Linked DNA regions of Mus musculus: region 2 is linked to region 1. The links are chromatin loops, found by intact Hi-C in ENCODE. Cell type or tissue: left cerebral cortex. All regions are shown on one strand. Links, peaks and the distances in the headings refer to the core of each region. The heading gives the core; the rest is flanking DNA. Region 1 has its middle 230 kb from the start of Gm25833. Region 2 has its middle 350 kb from the start of Gm24911.

The links. Hi-C counts contacts between places; a loop is a spot of excess contacts. Peaks named below come from ENCODE experiments on the same cell type or tissue, not always from the same donor. Only the 100,000 strongest peaks of a DNase experiment are listed, where the experiment ranks them.
Region 2: it touches region 1 in a loop (8-fold over the local background); 22 of 42 quality-filtered maps call a loop at or near these places.

The regions. Positions count from the first base shown.
Region 1 is chr6:68,301,078-68,304,001 of GRCm38, forward strand. It overlaps Igk and Igkv2-109. Among named protein-coding and RNA genes, the nearest start is that of Gm25833, 230 kb to the right of the region's middle. In left cerebral cortex, for the core only: no CTCF peak of the experiment used is centred there; no DNase peak of the experiment used is centred there.
Region 2 is chr6:68,148,788-68,151,711 of GRCm38, forward strand. It overlaps Igk. Among named protein-coding and RNA genes, the nearest start is that of Gm24911, 350 kb to the left of the region's middle. In left cerebral cortex, for the core only: no CTCF peak of the experiment used is centred there; a DNase peak (open chromatin) is centred at 1,296.

The sequences.
Region 1 (2,924 bases), core at 303-2,802:
AAAAACAACATTTAATTGGGGCTGGCTTACAGGTACAGAGGTTGAATCCATCAACATCAAGTTGGGAGCACAGCAGGTATAGTGCAGGAGGAGCTGAGAGTTCTGTCTTCATCCAAAGGCTCCTAGTGGAAGACTGACTTCCAGGCAGCTAGGATGAGGATCTTATGCCCACACCCACAGTGATACACATACTCGAACCAGGTCACACATCCAAATGGTGCCACTCCCTGGCCCAAGAATATACAAACCATCACAGTAGGTGGGAGAACATGCTCATAGAAGCCGTTGCGGGGGGGGGGGGGCGGCGGCTGGGTTGGGCATTTACGAGAGATTGGTTGACCTGGTATGGGGATAATATTTGAACTACAAATAACAAAAATATCCAATAAAAAAAAGAGAGACATATTTTTCCTATTGCCCATTGACAACTTTAGCAGATGAGAGAGCTGGCTCCAAGATCGTGAGAACCAGAGTGCTCATCCCATTCATCACCAGCTTCAGCACTCAAGAAATAGGTCCTCCAGGTTGCCTAATGGTGTGAGTATAGCTTAGCTCGCCCTTTGGGCATGAAAGCAAGACAGTTGTTCCCAGTCTTTGCTTCTAAGGCAATGAATGGATGATCTAACCAGTGCTGGGAAGTTCATCCTGGCCCTATGGGTACAGAAAACCTGACAGATAGAGCAATTCAGCTACCAATCAGGTCTTGAACCAGGCCCACCCTAATAACTTCTCTATCTCAGAACTGCTGGAGTGCATGAAGGGACTGTTCCTCCTGATCCAAAGGTGCAAGAGCTCTATGATATAAGTAACAACAGAATATCTGAGTAGAGTCCTAGTGAGGAACAAGTATTGATAGTATAGCAAAAGCCAGAGGCCTTGAACCAGACTAATGACTCAATGCAGTGAACATTTGCAGGTAAAGATGTATAGACAAAAGTGTATACTGTGTGATACACTATAGCACACTCTTGCTTCCACAACAATCTTTTTTAAAATTTTTAATCTTTATTTTTTCAAGGTTATTGAAAAGATTGCATGGTTCTGTGTGACTATCTAGTGGTGCTTTGTCTTTAGATCCTGCAGGTCTCTATTCACACAGATTCAAGTTTCACAGTGGAATTCATCTGCCCTAATATTGGCAGTGAGGACTGAGTTAGTTTTCTACAAACATGGAATGAACTTTGTCAAGTAACTCTTGAGAGTGGGATTTTTTAACTCTCTAGGTACTTTTTACACAGCTCTATCAACCAGGAGATTTGCATATTGCTCCCTAGGGAGGACCTCTTCTTGCAGGTGCAGGGTAAAAGCTCACTCCTCTTTCTGTCTTGATTACTTTTGACTCACCATATCAAGTTCGCAGAATGAGGTTCTCTGCTCAGCTTCTGGGGCTGCTTGTGCTCTGGATCCCTGGTAAGGAGACAAAGATGAAGAAGGAGAATTTTGAGGGAGGGGGATTTCTGAGACATGATGATAAATATGTATGTTCTGTACATGTCTGAGATATACAGTTCTGTTCTCCAGTAAAGGACTTGTGAGGTTCAAAGTGTGAAGAGATTAAGGTCTGTTTTTCTGTGACAACTCTGACAGTTCCAAAGCCAAAAGTCAAATGCTAGAGACTCTCTGTGCTTCCTCTACATGCATATTTTATGTGGAGCACTTTTAGAGTATGAGTGAAAGACATGAACAAAATAAGTAGAAAAAAATAAAGGAAAGAAATTCACTTCATCGTATCATTTTTTTACATAACCAATTAATTCTCTTATTGCAGGATCCACTGCAGATATTGTGATGACGCAGGCTGCATTCTCCAATCCAGTCACTCTTGGAACATCAGCTTCCATCTCCTGCAGGTCTAGTAAGAGTCTCCTACATAGTAATGGCATCACTTATTTGTATTGGTATCTGCAGAAGCCAGGCCAGTCTCCTCAGCTCCTGATTTATCAGATGTCCAACCTTGCCTCAGGAGTCCCAGACAGGTTCAGTAGCAGTGGGTCAGGAACTGATTTCACACTGAGAATCAGCAGAGTGGAGGCTGAGGATGTGGGTGTTTATTACTGTGCTCAAAATCTAGAACTTCCTCCCACACTGATACAGCCCTGAACAAAAACACCCTTGCCTCAGTTGACAAAGCTGCCTGGTAAGTTCTTTGTTTTGGGTGTAACATGATGTTTCCAGCATGGGAAAGTGAATATTTTTTTTTAAGAGATTCTTGTTTTCCTCTGAATTTCACCTAAGAAAAATGAAGCCCTAGGAAATGAAACATTCCATGAGGGTTCATGCTTGAAGAAGATGCAGCAACTTCTCTGCAGTAATGATATTTCATAAAATGCCTTATTCGATAGGAACAAGTGCACTCAGTTATGATTAGTGGTAGGCAGGACCACACCTTGGCCAAGACGACATCAATGTGCATATTGGTAGCCTTATATTTTATCTTCAATCTCATTTCAGGACTCGTCTAGTTCTCTGGATGTATTTGTCCCACCTTCCAACGTATCCAGATTAAATAACTTTTTTCTGACTTTTACTTTCATGTAAGCTTATTGATAACATGTTGCTATGCCAGGCTTGGGAAACATTTGTTGATTCCATGTGATGCACCAATAGAAAATGATGTAAGACTTTGTAAGAAATAGATGTTGAAAGAGTCAAAATAGTGGGTATCTGAGTCCTTAGAACAAATGGAACCTATGCATTCAGGAATTATTAACTAGAATATACATAGAATAAAACATATAACAAAATTAATCAAAAAATCTAACAAATGGATCCATAATGTAATCATTAATAAACAGACTGCCATGAAAAGTTAAAATGCAAATAAAAAATTAACAACTACTGGCTCTTTTTTTCCCCCCCTTGGCTTTTTGAGACAGGGTTTCTATGTATAGCCTTGGCTGTCCTATAACTCACTCTGTGCACCA
Region 2 (2,924 bases), core at 111-2,610, 150 kb before region 1:
TATGAAGGCCTACACTCCGCTATGTACCACTGGTAGGCGGAAGACACCCAGAGGTCTGCCTGCCTCATGCCCTGCCCTCAGAGGGAGACAATACAAAATGAAAAGGTATGGTAGAGAGTGGGAGAGAAAGAGAATTGGATCAGTTTTAGTAATATGAACAAAGGAAGAACTGGAGATGTGCACATGGAGAAGAAAAGCCTGATGTGAATATCCTGTCCTGGCACCTGAGACAAAGGTTGATTGTCTTGGCCTGTAATAGCTCTGAGGGCCATGTTTGGGTCTGTGGCCATGCAACGTAAGGGGGTTGTATCAATATTGATGTGCAATACTATAAGCAAAAAATATGTGCACATCTTGTTATATGCTGGCACCTCTGACTACTTTTGGGTAAGATCTGTACTTGGTCCTGGTAGCACTTTAGAGCTGGCTCTGTTGGTTAGGAAAATGAAAAGCCATTCTGAGGGCATGATCAAGGGAGAGCTGCCCTGTCCCTCATCTGCCACAAGGTGGCTTGGCCATAGGAGAGATGTAAAAACAAACCTGAGAGTACACCTCACATCAGTCAGCAAGGCTAAGATAAAAAACTCTAGTGACAGAAGATGCTGGGGAGGACGTGAGGAAAGAAGAACTCTCCCCCATTGTTGGTGGGATTGCAAGCTGGTAAAATTACTCTTGAAATCAGTCTGGCAGTTCCTCAGAAAGTTGGACATTGTATTACTGAGGATCCAGCTATACCATTCCTTGGCATATACTCAAATGATGTCCCAATATATAACAATGACACATTCTACACTGTGTTCATAGCAGCCTTATTTATAATAGCCAGAAGCTGGAAAGAACCCAGATGCCCCTCAACAGAGGAATGGATACAGAAAATGTAGTATATTAACACAATGGTATACTACTCAGTTATTAAAAAAAATGATGTCATGTAACTATTAGGCAAATGGATGGAAATAGAAAATACCCTGAGTGAGGTACCTAGTCACAAAAGATCACACATGGTATGCTCTCAGTGAAAAGTGGGTATTAACCGAAAAGCTCAGAATACCCAAGATACAGTTCACAGAGCACATTAAAGTCAAGAAAAAGGAAGACCAAAGTGTGGGTGCTTCAGTCTTTCTTGGAAGTGGAAACAAAATACTCATAGTAGGAAATATGGAGACAAAGTATGGAGCAGAGACTGAAGGAAAGACCATCCAGAGACTGCCTCACCTGGAGATGCATCCCATATACAGTCACTGAATGCAGACACTATTGTGAATGCCAAGAAATACATGCTGACAGGAGCCTGATATAGCTTTCTCCTGAAAGGCTGTGCCAGAGCCTGACAAATATAGAGGTGGATGCTAGCAGCCAACCATTTGACTCATCTCAGTGTCCCCAATGGAGGAGTTAGAGAAAGGACTAAAGGAGCTGAAGGGGTTTCCAACCCCATAAGTAGAACAAGAATGTCAAACAACCAGAAAAACCCTAGAGCTCCCAGGGTCTAAGCCACCAACCAGGGATTACTAATGAAATGACCTATGGTTCCAGCTACATATATAGCAGAGGATTTCCTTGTTTAAGGACAATATGAACAGAGGCCCTTGGTCCTGATAAAGATCAATTCCCCAGTGCTGGAGAATGCAAAGGCAGGGAGAGCAGGAGCGGGAGAGTAGATGTCTTAGTTAGGGATTTACTGCTGTGAACAGAAAACCATGACCAAGGCAAGTCTTATGAAAACCAACATTTAATTGGGGCTGACTTACAGGTTCAGAGGTTCAGTCCATCACCATCAAGTTTGGAGCACAGCAGGTATAGTGCAGGAGGAGCTGACAGTTCTATGTCTTCATCCAAAGGCTCCTAGTGGAAGACTGACTTCCAGGCAGCTAGGGTGAGGAACTTATACCCACACCCACAGTGATACACATACTCCAACCAGGTCACACCTCCAAATGGTGCCACTCCCTGGCCCAAGAATAGATAACCATCACAGTAGGTAAGTAGGTGGGAGAACAAGCTCATAGAAGCCGTGTGGGGGGGGGGGGCGGAGGGGGGAGGTGGGTTGGGCATTTTCCAGGGATTGTTTGACCTGGAATGGGGATAACATTTGAACTACAAATAACAAAAATATCCAATAAAAAAAGCGAGTCAGACTTTTTCCTATTGCCCATTGACAACTTTAGCAGATGAGAGAGCTGGCTCCAAGATCGTGAGAACCAGAGTGCTCATCCCATTCATCACCAGCTTCAGCACTCAAGAAATAGGTCCTCCAGGTTGCCTAATGGTGTGAGTATAGCTTAGCTCGCCCTTTGGGCATGAAAGCAAGACAGTTGTTCCCAGTCTTTGCTTCTAAGGCAATGAATGGATGATCTAACCAGTGCTGGGAAGTTCATCCTGGCCCTATGGGTACAGAAAACCTGACAGATAGAGCAATTCAGCTACCAATCAGGTCTTGAACCAGGCCCACCCTAATATCGTCTCTATCTCAGAACTGCTGGAGTGCATGAAGGGACTATTCCTCCTGATCCAAAGGTGCAAGAGCTCTATGATATAAGTAACAACAGAATATCTGAGTAGAGTCCTAGTGAGGAACAAGTATTGATAGTATAGCAAAAGCCAGAGGCCTTGAACCAGACTAATGACTCAATGCAGTGAACATTTGCAGGTAAAGATGTATAGACAAAAGTATATACTGTATGATGCACTATAACAAACTGTTGCTTCCACAACAAGCTTTTTTTTAAATTTTTAATCTTTATTTTTTCAAGGTTATTGAAAAGATTGCATGGTTCTGTGTGACTATCTAGTGGTGCATTTTCTTTAGATCCTGTAGGTCTCTATTCACACAGATTCAAGTTTCACAATGGAATTCATCTGCCACTAATATTGGCAGTGAGGTCTGAGTTAATTTTCTACAAACATGAAATGAAGTTTGTCAA